Regions from separate parts of the Homo sapiens genome. Here region 1 is linked to region 2. The links are chromatin loops, found by intact Hi-C in ENCODE. Cell type or tissue: PC-3. All regions are shown on one strand. Links, peaks and the distances in the headings refer to the core of each region. The heading gives the core; the rest is flanking DNA.

Region 1 (8,339 bases), core at 3,457-5,956, 200 kb after region 2:
CCTTCTTTACACCTTATACAAAAATTAAGATGGATTAAAGACTTAAACTTAAGACCTAAAACATAAAAACCCTGTAAGAAAACATAGGCAGTACCATTCAGGACAAAGGCATGGGCACAGACTTCATGACTAAAACACCAAAAGCAATGGCAGCAAAAGCCAAAATTGATAAATGGGATCTAACTAAACTAAAGAACTTCTGCACAGCAAGAGAAACTATCATCAGAGTGAACAGGCAACCTACAGAATGGGAGAAAAGTTTTGCAATGTATCCATCTGACAAAGGGCAAATATCCAGAATCTACAAGGAACTTAAACAAATTTACAAGAAAAAAACCACCCTGTCAAAAAGTGGGCAAAGGATATGAACAGACACTTTTCTTATGTGGTCAACAAACATATGAAAAAAAGCTCATCGTCACTGGTCATTAGAGAAATGCAAATCAAAACGACAATGAGATGCCATCTCACACCAGTTAGAAGGGCAATCATTAAAAAGTCAGGAACAACAGATGCTGGCAAGGATGTGGAGAAATAGGATCACTTTTACACTGTTGGTGGGAGTTTAAACTAGTTCAACCATTGTGGAAGACAGCGTGGCGATTCCTCAAGGATCTAGAACTAGAAATACCATTTGAGCCAGCAATCCCATTACTGGGTATATACCCAAAGGATTGTAAATCATTCTACTATAAAGACACATACACACGTATGTTTATTGTGGCACTGTTGACAATAGCAAAGACTTGGAACCAACCCAAATGCCCATCAATGATAGACTGGATAAGGAAAATGTGGTGCATATACACAATGGAATACTATGCAGCCATAAAAAAGAATGAGTTCATGTCCTTTGCAGGGACATGGATGAAGCTAGAAACCATCATTCTCAGCAAACTAACACAAGAACAGAAAACCAAATACTGTATGTTCTCACTCATAAGTGGGAGTTGAACAATGAGAACACACGGACACAGGGAGGGGAACATCACAAAGCAGGGCCTGTTGGGAGGTGGGGGGGCTCGGGGAGGGATAGCATTAGGTGAAATACCTAATGTAGGTGACAGGTTGATGGGTGCAGCAAACCACCATGGCACCTATATACCTATGTAACAAACCTGCATATTCTGCACATGTATCTCAGAACTTAAAGTTTTATATATATATGTTTTATAAAGTCCCAAGAACACTTGGGAACATTTACTTACCAGAAAAAAATGGGGGTTGGAAGAAATAGGCAAATTGTGATAAATATCTCCGGGGGAAGTAATATCTCTGGTATGTAAGAAGAACAAAGTGAATGCTGAATTTCTAAGTTCAAACACTTAGTTGCCAATTCTTTTTTGTTTTAGCCAGAAGAAAACTATTAAAAATAATGAACCTTTTTTAATCCGAAAGTAGTTTTTAGTTTTTTGGCATTGTGTTTATTAAGAACAGACTGGATGATGGCTTACCTGTGCTGCATAAGAAATAGGGGTATTTGTTGGATCAGCTTCTCTCTCAATTTCTGTTCTTCATCTTGTCTTGATTCTAGAAGTGTATATTGTATACCTCATGTCTCATCCCCAGCTAATTGTTCTGCTTATACAGTGGCAAAGTCAAGGGGTGTGTGTTTGTGTGTGTGTGTGTGTGTGTGTGAGAGTGCGTGTATGTAGGGTGGTAGAAGGATACTTGGAGACACTGACCCCACTTGGGACTTGTGGAGTTTTCTAGTTTGTCTCTGAGCTGATCAGCTAAATCAAGCCTTGAGCATAAGACATTTACAAATGAGACAATTTCCCCACTACAAAAGGTAAATTATATTTTTACTTATTTACATTTAGGGTGTGTACTCTTAAGCTTATTTTTAGATTTTTGTTTTATATATTTGTGTATAACACATTTTGTGTATTGCTTGCAAGGATCAAAATAAGAGTTATGAGTTAACAAAGTTCATTTAGTTTCTCCTGTTATTTCATCCTTTAACAGAATTTTAAAGAAAAATGCATTAATATTTTATAGCTCACTTTGATTTTCAGTGATATTCTCAAGTTAGAATTAATAACACAGACATTTGGGAGTAACAAAAACAAAACTAGGGAAACTTTCTGTAGAAAAATAGAAGGTGGTTATTTTACTCTGTATAATCTCTTCATTTTTGATAGCTTCTAACCTCTTTACTTAGAATGGAAACTTTTAATTTATTTGTAAGTCTGTGTTTCTTCTCTTATTCTTTCTACTGGCATCCCTGTGCCTTAGCTATTCCATCACCTCTACCTTTTTGTAATCTTATGTATTAAAAAGACTACATGGAAATAAAATGCTATTATTATACTTCTGACCCTACATTTAGTCACCTGTTTCAAGCCAGTATAACAGGATGAATCATTTGTATAAATGTGAAGTTGCTTACCTTTTAATTAAATATATTATTAATATTTTTATTCAAAGGGTCCTCGAAGACAAGCCATGAAAGAGATGTCCATCGATCAAGCCAAATATCAGCGATGGCTTATTAAGAACAAAATGAAGGCATTTTATGCTCCAGTACATGCAGATGACTTGAGAGAAGGTGCACAGTATTTGATGCAGGTAACTTTGTTAATGCTTTTCAAATGCCTACATTTTAGATTTGTATAAGCTTTTTAAAACTTTTTAATTCTAGATTTCATTCTTCATACTAATAAAAATGGCAAATCTTTTTTTATGTCTTTATTAAAGTAAACTACTTTGGCTCACCTGGCTAGTTCAGTCAGTAAAGCATGAGACACTGAAAGTAAACTACTTGGATTTGTATAATTCAGAATTAAAGGGACAGTAGAAATGTTGTGTTGTTCTGTGTTAATTGTGTAATTGTGGAGCTACTTTGTTAAAGTAGAGGTGGGAGGCTCAGAGTATTGTCTTCTGATCCGTTTCTGTTGTGTGTTTCTTAGAACTTGATAAGCACAGGGTTAAGAATAGCCAAGGCAATCTAGGAAGAAGGGACAAGGTAGGCTTGCTTTATAGGAAAGAAAGCCCTGTCAAAAAACTGTAGTAATTAAGACATTGTGGTGTTGAATATAGCGATAGACAGTTAGACGAATGGCACAAAACAGAGGAAATAGAGCTACCCGTATCAGAAACTTAACATATATGACAAAGGTGCTATTGAAAGCATGGGCCAGAATAAATCATTATTAACATGAAAAAAAATACTAGATCCTTATAAAAACCACACAAAACACATCTCCAGATGGATTAAATACCTAAATTTAAAAGGCAAATTTGTTTTGTTTTTAGAAAAAATTCTAAAACAATTTTATGACCTTTAGCTAGGGAAGAATGAGGCACCAAAAGTTGAGTTCAGTAGTTTTGTAGTTTAAAATTTTGAGATTCTAAAGAAAACATGAAAATAAATAAAGGAAGCATAGACCAAGGGAAGATGGTGATCCTAACATGTAATCAACAAAAGATATGGTCCAGAGTACAGACAGAAATACCATGTCAGTAACAGAAAAAAAGCGAAAGATATGAACAGAGAGGAAAACTAAATGACAGAAATAAAAATTAAAAGCACAATATACTCTTATTCCATATCCATTAGACTGACCCAAAATTAAGTCTGCCAATACAGAGTGTTAGAAATGGCATAGAGCAAGCTGGTCCAACCCGTGGACTACATATGGCCCAGGATGGCTTTGAATGCGGCCTAACACAAATTCGTAAATTTTCTTAAAACATTATGAGCTATTTTTGTGAGTTTTTTTTTTAAGCTGATCAGCTATCATTAGTGTTAGTGTATTCTGTGTGTGGCTCAAGACAATTCTTCTTCCAGTGTGGCCCAGAGAAGCCAAAAGATTGGACACCCCTGACATAGAGCAATTGGAAATCTTTGAACTGCTGTGGTAATGTAGATTGGACAACAACGCTGTCCAAAATAGGAAAGCAACCTGGCAAAATGTCCTGCAAATTTGGTTTGAATATTCTAGGACACTCTCTTCTTAGGTGTGCATCTCACAGGAACTTTTGCACGTGTGAAGAAGGCTATATGAAACTTCAGGCCGGGCACAGTGGCTCACTCCTGTAATCTTAGCACTTTGGGAGACTGTGACAGGTGGATCACCTGAGGTCAGGAGTTCAAGACCAGCCTGGCCAACATGGTGAAACCCTGTCTCTACTAAAAATACAAAAGTTAGTCAGTTGTGGTGGCACGCACCTGTAATCTCAGCTACCTGGGAGGCTGAGGCAGGAGAATCACTTGAACCCCTGAGGCAGAGGTTGCAGTGAGCCAAGATCATGCCACCGCACTCCAGTTTGGGCGATAGAGCGAGACCCCATCTCAAAAAAAAAAAGAAACTTCATGGCAACGTCATTTGTAATAGTGAAAAAGAATCGGAAGTAACAACCATCAATCACAGAAATGAAAATGTAGTACAAATGTATGGTAGAATTCTATACAGTGGTGAAGAGGAGCTATATATATCAACATGGATACACCTCAGAAACAGTGCTTAGGAAAAATAGCAAGTTTTAAAAAGTATATGAACAATATGAAGATTTAAATATTTTAAAAATGTAGTAAATTTTATATGTATGCATTTCTAAGTAATAGAATACATAGTAAAAATGCAAAGAGAACATGAAGATACAGTGGAGGCTTTACTGTGTTTCTCATGTTTCTTAACGGCGCGGTAGATACATGAATGTTTATTATTTATACTTTATTTTTGTATGTGAAATATTGAAATATTTTAGGTAGAATGCTACACTGGGTCATATGGTTATTTCTAGTAGGTAAATCTTGCTTCCTTTATATAATTTATAGGAACATTCTGATAGCCAATTTATACAAACAATAAATTTTAGGAAGGAAATGAATGAAAAATTTTCCTTAGAGCAGTGGTCATTAAACTTCAGCATGCGTCAGAATCATCTAGTAGACTTGTTAAAACACAGATTGTTAGGCCCCACCCCAGAATGAATCAGATCTGGGGTGAGGGCCCAGCGTTTGCACTTCCAACAGAGTTTGAGGTGATGCTGCTGATTCAGTTCAGGGACTATACTTTAAGAATCACTGCTCTAGAAAGTCTCTGTGGTGTAAATGATTCTTCTGTAAATTTGGCAGGAGCTAGAATTCATCCTCCAGATTACTTTCATCCACCTAATATATTCACTGCAGTGGACCATGACAACTCTATCAGTGTGGGGCAAAGTTTTAGGATAAATAGAAGAGTATTGTTTTGAGAAAAATACTTAGGAGACTGACTTTCTAGCAGAGCTGTCTGAGGAACTATATGAAATATTATTACAAATAGGTGCCGGTTGCCTCTGTACAACTAGTAACTGAAATTTTTAGTGTGAATTGCTGCTGAGAGTATTTCTCTTTCCTTTCTACCTTTGGGAAACCTGTTACACAAAGTGTCAAATGTCTTTTAGTTGTTTATTACCTTTGGCAAAAGAATTTTGTACATTAATTTGTTTGTACAGTGACTTTTTGTATAGTTGTAGAGATGCTGTTTTTAGATGTTATTTGTTTTACTGGACTTACCCTCAATTTTTCCCTGTCCCCTCATCTTTCTAGTTACTAATTATAATCTTAAGCATCTATTTATCATTAAACTAGCAATTAAGTATCTAGCTTCCACAACAAAACTGTTTTGTTTTTTTTTTTTTTTTTGGAGACAGAATCTCACTCTGTCTCCCAGGTTGGAGTGCAGTAGCTGTAGCTGACTGCAGCCTTGACCTCCTGGGCTCAAGTGATCCTCCCACCTCAGCCTCCTGAGTAGCTGGGACCATAGGCGTGCGCTACCATGGCTGGCTAGTTTTTGTATTTTTTGTAGAGATGAGGTTTCACCATGTTGCTCAGGCTGGTCTTGAACTCTGAGCTTGAACAATCCTCCTACCTCAGCCTCTCAAAGTGCTGGGATTATCGGCATGAGCATCCATGCCCAGCCTAAGACTTCACTATTTTAAAAAAGAGACAATCTTATCAATAAATAGCTTGCTTAGAGACCTCTTTGAGCAAAGGACATTAGCATTGCTAATTTTCTTGTTTTGTATATTTGTATTTCCTTTTCCCTTTAAATTTTTTGTAAGGCAATAGCCACCTGATTGTCAACTCAATTTTAAACCTTCATATTTAAATAGCAAAACTAAATACGTTTTTTTGGTCAGCAAATTTTGGCTTAAGATGCACAGAAAACATTGTTAAAGATTTGAAGAAATAACACAGTGGGAATGTTTGAAATTCGTGCAATAAGCTTCAGATGACTGCATTTTGCTAAATAGATTTCAATTATGTAATCCATGAAGAACTCATTTCCGATCACTTAGTAAAGAAGTATGTTCCAGAGAAAACATATTTTCAGTAGCTAATTACTCCACTGATAAACATATTGTTATTTGGACACTGAAAACATAACCTTTGACTGAATAGCTACTTTGATTGGAATTTGCAAAGGATTTAGGGATGAGAGTGATAGATGTGAAGTTTCAGTCATTCAAGGGAAAGTTATTGCAGTAACAAAATTGAAAATGTAAGTATACAGAGTACAGCAAGTTGTTATTGTTAACTTTATAAAAATAAAACCTTTTAATTATTATAGGATTGTAACAAATTTCTGTGAGTGACCCTGACAGTATTTTGCACCATTAAGAAGGTACTGGTTATCTTATGGCTTAGTTCTTTAAAAAGCTATCAACCTAAAGATATTCTTGGTTTTCTTTTACCTCCCCCCCCCCCCCCCAGTTAAAAATATGCTGTGTGGTTAAGATAGTTTTAAAAAACTAAAATGAATATTTTTATCTGCCTCTCCAAGTCAAAGGTCCTTTTAGTATTGAATGGGGGGAAAATTTACTTCTTGAAAGAAGTCTGTATATGGATGGAACACTTTGAAAACAGATGTAAACTTTACAGAGTTAGGGATATTTCTTCTGTCCTAATTATCCCGAGTGGCAGGTCAACACTTGATAAATATTTGAATTAATTTTTTTTTCAAAAAATGACATATGTCACAAATAATCCTATGTGTGACCTCACACTATATATAAAAGTTAAATTAGTGACATAAATATGAGAGCAAAACCCGTAAAACTCTTAGAAGAAAACAGCAGTAAGACTTAATAGCATTGGATTTGTTAGTGGATTCTTAGATACGACACCAAAAGCATGAGCAATAAAAGGGATGGATAAAAAATATTCGTTGCTGTTTTATTCACAATAGCCAAAAGATAAAAACAAAAGCGTCTCCCAACAGATGAATGGATAAACAAATGTGTGTGTGTGTGTGTGTGTTTGTGTGTGTGTATGAAATGGAATATTATTCAGCCATAAAAAGGAATGAAGTTCTACAACATGGATTAACCTTGAAGACATTATGTCAAGAATATATACTGTTGTTTCACTCATGCAATATCTAGAATAGGCAGATTCATAGAGACGGAAGTACATATTACCAAGGGTTGGAGGGAGAAGGGGATGGGTGATTATTAAGGGTTATAGAATTTCTGTTTGGGGTGATGAAAAATGTTTAGAAATAGATAGTAGTGTTGCTTATATAACATTGTGAATATAATTAATACTATTGAATTGTACACTTAAAAATGGTTAAAATGACAATTTTTTTTATTTATCTTTTGCTACAATAAAATACTAAAACTTGTGTGTGCACACAATCTTGGAAATAGAATTTTCTAATGTGTTTAAAAATCTTAGATTGAGTGAATTTTGGGGGATACTTTGGCCCTCTGTGTCTGCAGGTTCCACATCTAAAGATTCAACCAACCATGGCTTGAAATTATTTGAAAAAATAATAATACAACAATAAAAATAATACAAATTTTAAAAATACAATATAACTTTATATTGTATTAGCTATTATGAGTAATCTTGAGATGATTTATAGAATAAGGGGGGTTATGTGTTGTTTATATGCAAATACTATGCCATTTTATATAAGGGACTTGAGCATTTGCAGATTTTGGTATCCTGGAAGGGCTGAAGGGAGACCCTGAAACCAATTCCCTATTGTTAAACATACTGAGTTGCAAATCCTGATGAGGTTGCAAGAAAAATTGATGGAATAACTGAGGAAGGAAATTAACTAGCCAGATGTCAGCAAAAACTTTTGCATGATTGGTAGAACAAATTCAGATTTTAGTATTGATGTGATTCAGAACTGCATTCATTTGGACTTTTGTTTATAGTTTTTAATGGCTGTTATCACAATATATAAATGAGAATGCCACTGTATTATAATTTTTAAAAAGATTATATTCTCTTTCTCTTAGTAAAAATATGAAAATTTTGGTAGATCATAAAAGTACAAAAATATGTACATTTAGAATTTTTCAAGTGTTTTATTTTTAAATTATATTTTTGT
Region 2 (8,339 bases), core at 3,259-5,758:
TTCAATTTATTATATAAAGCTAGTATTGCCTTGATATCAAAACCAGACAAAGACCATTAAGGCCAATATAGCTCAAAATATAGGCTCAAAAAATTCTATAAAATAAAAACATATGGTATTCAACAATAGTGAAGAATAATTATAGACCGTGACCAAGTGGAGTTTATTCTAGAGATACAAGACTGGTGCAATATGCTAAATTCAATCAATGTAATCTACCATTCTAACAGGCTAAAAAAATTACCTGACCATATCAATTGATAAAAACACTTGACAAAATTCAGTATCTATAACTAAGAACTCTCAGACAAATAGAGACAGAAGGAAACTTAATCAACTTATTCTCTTACAAAGAACTTACTCTCTTTTTGGAGAGCATTTATAAAAAAACTTATAAGTATCATTATACTCAATAATGAAAGACTGATTGCTTTCCTTCTAAGATTGGGAACAAAGCAAGAATTTCCAGTCTCACCATTCTTATTCAACATAATGCTGGAAATCACAGCCAGTGCAATAAGGCAAGAAAAGAAAAGAAAAGGAATACAGGTTGGAAAAGAAGAAATAAAACTGTCACTCTTTGAAAAGTTGTAGAAAATCCCAAGTATCAAAAACAAAAACAAAACAAAACAAAACAAAAAAACCAAGCCTTCTAGGACTAATAAATTAGTTCAGCGAGGTCTCAGAAGACAAGATAAAAATATAACAATTAATTGTATTTTTATATAGTAGCAATGAACATGTAATTAAAAACACCAAAATAAAAAATGCATTATCATTATAATCACTTTTTACAAAAATGTCTTAGGTGTAAATCTAACAAAACACAGAGGACTTGTAGGGTGAAAATTGTAAAATGCTAATTTAAAAAATCAAAGAAGGTCTAAATAAATGGAGATAAATACTGTCTTTATAGATTAGCAGACTCAATATAGTGACACTCTCCCCAAATTAATATACAGGTTCAATACAATTCCAGTCAAATCCCAGCCATTTTTTTCCCCTATTTAAAAGATCATTCTAAAATCTATATGTGAAGGCAAAGGTACTAGAATAGCTAGAAACTCTGAAAATATTTGAAGTAATGTGGAGAACTTTCCAAAGTGAATGTAGTTATCAAGTCACACATCCAAGAAGCTCAGAGTATTCCAAGCAGAATAATAAATTAAAAAATCAATAAATAACCCATACATATTCATGCATATTATATTGAAGTGAAAAAAAAGCAGAGACAAAGAGAAAGTCTTGAATAAGGACACAGGAGGAAAAGATACCTTACCTATAGAGGAACAAGGGAAATCACCAACCTAGGATTTTATATCAGCAAAGTTATTCTTCAAAAGTGAAGAAGAAATAAAGACTTTCTCAGAAAAGCAAAATTATAGAAATAGAGGACAGATTAGGGGTTGCCAGCTGTAAGTGCTGGAGAGGGAAGCAGGTATGTTTATAAAAGGGCAACATGGGCCAGGCGCGGTGGCTCATGCCTGTAATCCCAGCACTTTGAGAGGCTGAGGCAGGTGGGTCATGAGGTCAGGAGTTCGAGACCGGCCTGGCCAATATGGTGAAACCCTGTCTGTACTAAAAATACAAAAGTTAGCTGGACTTGGTGGCACATACCTGTAGTCCCAGCTACTCGAGAGGCTGAGGCAGAATCGCTTGAACCCGAGAGGTGAGGTTGCAGTGAGCCAAGGTCATGCCACTGCACTCCAGTCTGAGCAAGAGAGCAAGATTCCATCTGAAAAAAAAAAAAAAGGGCAACATGAAGTTCCTTCTGTTGATGGAAATGTTCTACACCTTGACAATATCCTGGCTGTGGTTTACATTGTTTTGTAAACTGTTACCACTAGGGAATACTGGGTAAATGGTACCTGGATCTCTCTGTATTATTTCTTACTGCAAGTGAATCGACAATTATCTCAAATATAAAATTTAGTAGAAAAAAAAACTCAGCCTGTTACGAATTGTTTTTATGTATCCTCCTCCTGGGGTTGACACTATTAAGCTGTGAAAGAATGTAAGCAGATGGCACCCCTGCAGCAGTGGGCAGCAGATGTCCATATCTGTGTCAGGCCCATGCTGGCCTCCTGCTCCAGGTGTGACTCATCCTGTCTGGTCCTGGGCAGAGACAAAGTGTGCTGCTTATTCCCACAGTGGCTGGAGGAGCTGCAGACCTTGGCCTGGCTCCCACGTAGCATCCTGGCATCCATCTGCTAGCAAGTAGCTTCAACCCCCTGCTAACAATGCAACATCTCATTCCTGCCACAACAAGACCTATGTAGCACAGTGGTTCTCCTCAGCTTGGATCAGTGACCTGCTCTAGGGGATTGGGGAACTTTTCACATGCCTTTGCCCACGACTTCAAGAGCACATAAAACTGAGGAGACTCTTTCTGGCCCTCTCCTGCCTGGATCCACTGTGTCACCAGTTCTCATCTATACCTGTCAGCTGCCATATCAGGGTGGCATGAGAGAAAGGATCATTTCCCTGAGAATTGCTATTGCCTAGTTCAAACCATGGTTATAAGTTTCACTCTATTTTCCAAAATGCACACACAGAAAGGGTTCCATCATATTCCCATTTCCCAGATTTGACCATGAGAGATACTAGTTCTATAAGGGATGCTTCTGATTTTTTTCTGTCTTCCTTCTAAACCAGCAGTTTTGAACTTAAGAATCAAGACTATGCTAACTTTGTTATTCCAGTTGCATAGCATCTTTCTTTCCCCAGGGCAATGTGCAAGTTATGTCTAACTTCTCTGGGCTGAAGGGAAACAGCCTTAGGTAAATAAGTGAAGAGAAAAAATTTAAAGAGCTTGGCAATGAGAATAAAGTACATAAATGCATACATGGGTGGGGGGAGGTTATGCTCCTACAGTTAAGTATCTCTGTGTTGTACTGTACATATTAGCAATGCTCCCATATGGCTCTGGATGCTGGGCTTCTGTTACTGATGCTGCATACAACTTGTCTTTTAATGATAATGCAGTCCTATTGCATTAAGACTCAAGACTCTCTTTGAAAGTCAAGAGTCTCTTTGAAAATGCTTATTGATGCGAATGCCTTCATTTTTCTTGAAGAAACACATGCAAGAAAAGAAGCATAAGAGGAAAACCTTGAACAAAAACCCTGAGAAAAAATTAATGATTTGTAATCTCTTGTCTTAGTTTTATCCTTACAATAAAGCTTTCCTTTTCCCTTCCTCTGTGCTGTCTTCCAACTTCCTGATACCTTTCACTGCATGCTGAACCTCTGTTTCCATGTGGGCCCTTTGTGGTGCCTCCCCACTATGCACACAAAGGTCCTTTTCAAAAACTCAGGCAATATACTTGTTTGGTACTAACCAGCGGCTTACTAAGTCACCTCACATCCTGGTGCACAGAGCACTATAGATAATTAACATTGTGAATTCTCCGTAAAAATCCAAGCCAACGTACTGTTGGTCAAAGATTTCAAACACAAGAAAATCCTTTGTGTGAACAGGAAACTGATTTGCGTACTTACTGTTAACTAGACAAACAACTTGTAAGTGAATTGCATTTGTGCTCTTGGCAGCCCTGTTTGTATAAAGAGGCTTAGCTAGAAGATTAAAACAAATTCTCTTAAAATATTGCACTGTAAAACCATACACCTGCCCAGAGTTCAAAGACTGTGGTCTGATATGTTGTATAAGCATCAGGAAGCTCTGACATGGGAAACAGTTTATAGTCACATAGCTAGACATCTAAGGCAAATTCCCCTAAGTCCAAGGCAATGTGAAAAGAGAAAGCCAGACTCATCCACTTCCTGAAGAAAGGCCAGGTGGAATGATAGCAAGCCGTACTTAGGAAGCTTCCAAAGTCCTGTGGATGAGGGAAACTGATGACTACTGAAAGGCAGGCAAAACATGAAGCCACTCGGGTATGCAATGACAGAAGACAATTTAGGATTTTGTTAATTCCAGCAATTATTATGATTATGAAAAAAATGCTTCTTCTTAGCCTATATGGTGATTATCCTTTAGTTTCTGTTGAAGATTATGGTCTGAGGGAAATAGTAGGATATAGAAAACATAAGAAGTTTTAGAGAAGCAACAAGGCTGTTCAAGCTTTCACGCAAGCTGAAATTTTCTGGGAAACTACCCACACACCAGATAATATTAATATAACCCAGGTGTGCAGTGGGTGAAGCAGGGAGAGGCCCATTCATCTAGGTGTTAAAAAAATAACTGCTGCTTTTATTACTACCTGTAATTTTCAAATTAATGACCTAATGCTGCACAGGATAAATAGACCACCTCATAGAGGATAGTTGAATTTATTTTTTTAACCCAAAGCAGGAAATGCTCTTGCTGGGCTCTGTCCCTCTCCTGAAGCTGCTCTGGGCACCCTGCCAAGGATTGCTCACCAGGCTCCTATTTTCCTTTTTTGATCTCATCCAATCCGTTTACCTTATGCTCTCACTTTTTTTTTTTCTTATTTCTCTGTATTATATACCTCGTGCATGTTAGGTAATAGAGGCAAACTGCATTTCCTGTCTGCCTGCTTAAAGCAGGGAAAGATTAGCTTGGACAGATGTAAAAAGCACTTGCTAGTTTTGCCTTTAAAGACACAAGGATACATAAAAATCCTTTAAAAGTGAGACTAAACTGCACATCCATAAGCCTCTGGGATGACTGTGTTTCTTTTAGATAAAACAAATGGTTTTGGGGAACTTAAGCTATCCATGTGGATCCTTCCTATGTGGTGTGCAAACAGGTGGGCCACTCATGGGCTCAATGCCAGTGAGTACCCCCACTCCATGGGAATTCATAGAATGCCCAGTGGCAGCCTTCAATCTCTGGTTCCTTGCAGAACAAGGTACCCAATCTCCCGTTAAATTAGGCTCTGTTTCTTTCACTGAAAGAATTATGTCTTTATTATTTACTTTCCAGAGAAACCTGTCTTTACAAAACTCCAAAGTTTAAGCCTCTTAGCATTTTCTCATCAGTTTTAGCAGACATTTCAAACTAACCAGACTCAGAGACACATTCATCATTCCATCTGTCTCTCAAGCTCTCCTTCTCTTCAAATGGCTGTTCTACTTCTGGGTAACTGATTTAATTTTATAAGTCTAGCTACAATCCCCTTAATAAACTTACAGGGATCTAGTTCAGGTAGGTGGAATCATGAAAGCTACATGGAATGCCACCTGTTGGAGTTTGCTTTCATTGTAGAAGAAACTTTGCACCATATGAGCTGCTCTCCAGGAAGCACCCTTTACATCCATCATGTTGCTTACTCTTTCATTTCCTGCTATTTCAGCTGGCAGTGGTGCACCCATGTTCAATTTCTGATTGCACCACTTCCTAGCTGTGTAACATTGAGGAGAGTCCTTTAAGCCTTGGTTTCTGGCTTAGGACCATGCCAAACACAGTATTATCTGGTCTTCCTTTCTGGATTTTCCCTTGGAGCCAGAGGCCATTTCCACTAAACTGAAAAAGACAAAGCATTGCCACGCAACTAACAAAGAATTGATGCCTGTTCCTTGACCCTCCCTTTATAAGATTTCCTATTTCCTGCTGCAGCTGCTGAAATTAGGGATTCACTGACTTCAACAGTTGATATCGACTCATTTTTTATCTTCCTGTGATGCCCACAACACACACACACACACACACACACACACACATATACACACACACACATATATATATATATATAGAAAGAGAGAGAGATTGAGAGAATTACTTAACAAGCAGTGATGAAAACTTAAGACATGTTTGTTGTATGAATGAACCTTACTTAGTGAAAACTTGAAAGGGTAAAACTTTTTAAAAACTAATATGGACATGCCTAGACCCACAAATGTGTTATTTAGCAAAGCACTTTGAAACACCAAAGTAGCACACCACAATTACCAGCTAACTTCACCGAAAAGATTTAGGGTTTTGAACAGGAATGTTCCATAGACCATTCTGTTCAACACTGTTCAATAATGAATCCAGAGAGTCCTGATTTTTCAAGTTGAAGAAAGGCCAACTTGTCTTGTCTGTGACACTTATCAGGTGTTTCCTGAATGTCATGTGCCAAAGTCTATTTTTATGCAGGCCCAGAAGTCTTTTGTTGCTACAGCAAAGAATCTAGACCAAAATCCCAGATACAAAATGATTTAGAAAACACTAAAAGTATAAAAACTGAGAGTAGCTGTCTCATATGGTCATGGTGAAGATTAAATGAGATCATATGTTATATACTCAGCAGAGAGCCTAGTAAGCACTCAGCAAATGTTAATAACCATTGTTATTTTTATCAAAGTGTAAAATAGCATTTTGAAATTTCACAGAGACTGCAACTAAGCTAAAATATGCAACTCTGCTTATAAATATGTACTAATGACAAGTGCTGTCTTTTAATATCCTATGATCATAAAACATCTGTCTTGGTAGGGATCCCTTGAAATAGGTCCTGAGTCAGGGAATTGGGTGCCTATGAATTACTGAGAGAGTCCTCATCAGGAAAAACCTGTAAAGGGGAGACGAAAGTAAGACTAGAGAGGGATAAAAGAGCAAGGATGTGGTCTCAGACAAAACCTAGCCTTGCCTTGATCCATAGGAAGGCTCTGGGGCTTAAATCATACAGCGTTGTTGCCTATTGAGGATCAGCCTTTTATACTCCCACATCCATGAGCCATTTGCTGTGAGCTGCACCTCCTTCCTCCCACATGAAAGATGAGGGCATAATCTCTAGGGCAAGGCAGTCCCCTTCAGCACAGGGTAATTCTTCAAAAGTGGAGAGGTGTGTTTGTTAGCTTGGGCTGCCATAGCAAAATAGCACAGACTGGGTGGCTCTATTTCCTCATGGTTCTGAGAATAGAAGTCTCAGATCAAGGTCCAGCACAGGTGGTTTCTTATGAGGGCCCGATTCCTGGCTTGCAGGTTGCTGCCTTCTTGCTGTATCCTCACATGGCAGAGAGAGAAAGAAAAAAAATTCTCTTTCTCGCAGTATAAAGTCACAGCCTTATTGAGTTAGGACCCGACCTCTATGATCTCATTTAACCTTAATTACCTCCTGAAAACTCTATATCCAGATATGGTAACTTTGGGGATTAGGGATTCACCATACGAACTTTGAGGTGACACAAGTCAGTTCATAGCCAGAGGCATCTGTGACCCTTTGGCAGTCAACACTCATAGCAACTGAGGCATATGTACAAAGGCCAGGTATGATAGATTGTTTGCAAAAAAGATGGCAATTCTTCTTTCTGTATGCATGACCCTTTCAATATGACTTTGCAACTCCCTCACTACTCTTTGTACCTGGACTGGCTTTATGAATTATTTCGACCAATGAAATGCAGAAGTGACATTGTACCACTTCTAATCTTAGAGCTCAAAAGGCTTGCTTCCACTTGCTCTCTTGCAGCTTGGACGCCACCACATGAATAAAGCTGGGTTGTCCTGCTGGATAAGAGGCATCATCCTGGCCAGTAGCAAGCCAGCCAATGACCAAACACATGAATACAACAGCTAGCCTCCAGTCAATCCTCAAGCTGACCACAGACACATGAGTGAGCCCAGCAGAGATTAGCTAAGCCTGGATGGATCAGCAGAACTACCCAGCTGACTGGTAAATTTGGGAGCAATAATAAATGGCAGCTGTGTTAAACTACTAAGCTTGGGGCATGGAAGGGGCCTGTTAAACAGCAATAAATAACTGATACATACACTAAAGTGAACCTGGACAGAAAAATGGAGTTAATACAGGTCACCAAGCATCTTAAAGAAATAATTCATGAAATTCCTATGTTTTTCTCAGGGGAGCTTCTTTAATGAGTAGCTAATTCTATGACTTTTTAAAATAATATAAAAACTTAATCTGTCATCGGCAGACATACTCTTCTCAGTAAATATTGAATCAAATTCCTAGAGTCTAGTTCAATTACTGTCTAGCCTCAAGGATACATATCTAGATTTAAAACCAATCTTGGTCTAAGGACATTGATCTCACCTCAGCTTTCTTTCTATACCGCAGTCCACAGGAGGTATAGAAGCAAAACACGGTACTTAGAAAAAGAATTTTGGGGCTTATGAACTGGCTTTTCCATTTTGTATTTGTATAATTTGGCAAAGAACCTGTCTGAATCAATTTCCTCATGTGCCAAATGAGGATAATATTCTATAACTACAAGAAAATTATCAAGAGGCTCAAATGAAATACCAGTGTAAAAGTCTAGATAAGGTGAGAAATGTTACACAACCATGAGTGAATTTGAGGGGACCTAATCTGTATATCCTTGGAGACTCTGGGATGAAAAGATAACCAGGAGTTCTTGTTGTATAAAGGTTCTGATACTTCCTGAGATAAATGCAAAGTGGATTTTGAG

Evidence for each region. Hi-C counts contacts between places; a loop is a spot of excess contacts. Peaks named below come from ENCODE experiments on the same cell type or tissue, not always from the same donor. Only the 100,000 strongest peaks of a DNase experiment are listed, where the experiment ranks them.
Region 1: it touches region 2 in a loop (3-fold over the local background); 1 of 110 quality-filtered maps calls a loop at or near these places.

The regions. Positions count from the first base shown.
Region 1 is chr5:128,159,230-128,167,568 of GRCh38, forward strand. It overlaps SLC12A2 (solute carrier family 12 member 2), which reads left to right. Exons shown (of 27, transcript NM_001046.3): 17 at 2,431-2,571. Among named protein-coding and RNA genes, the nearest start is that of SLC12A2, 80 kb to the left of the region's middle. In PC-3, for the core only: no CTCF peak of the experiment used is centred there; a DNase peak (open chromatin) is centred at 4,942; H3K27ac peaks cover 1,574 bases.
Region 2 is chr5:127,955,187-127,963,525 of GRCh38, forward strand. SLC12A2-DT (SLC12A2 divergent transcript) reads right to left here. Exons shown (of 4, transcript NR_152813.1): 3 at 1,618-1,735. Among named protein-coding and RNA genes, the nearest start is that of SLC12A2-DT, 120 kb to the right of the region's middle. In PC-3, for the core only: no CTCF peak of the experiment used is centred there; a DNase peak (open chromatin) is centred at 4,375; H3K27ac peaks cover 2,088 bases.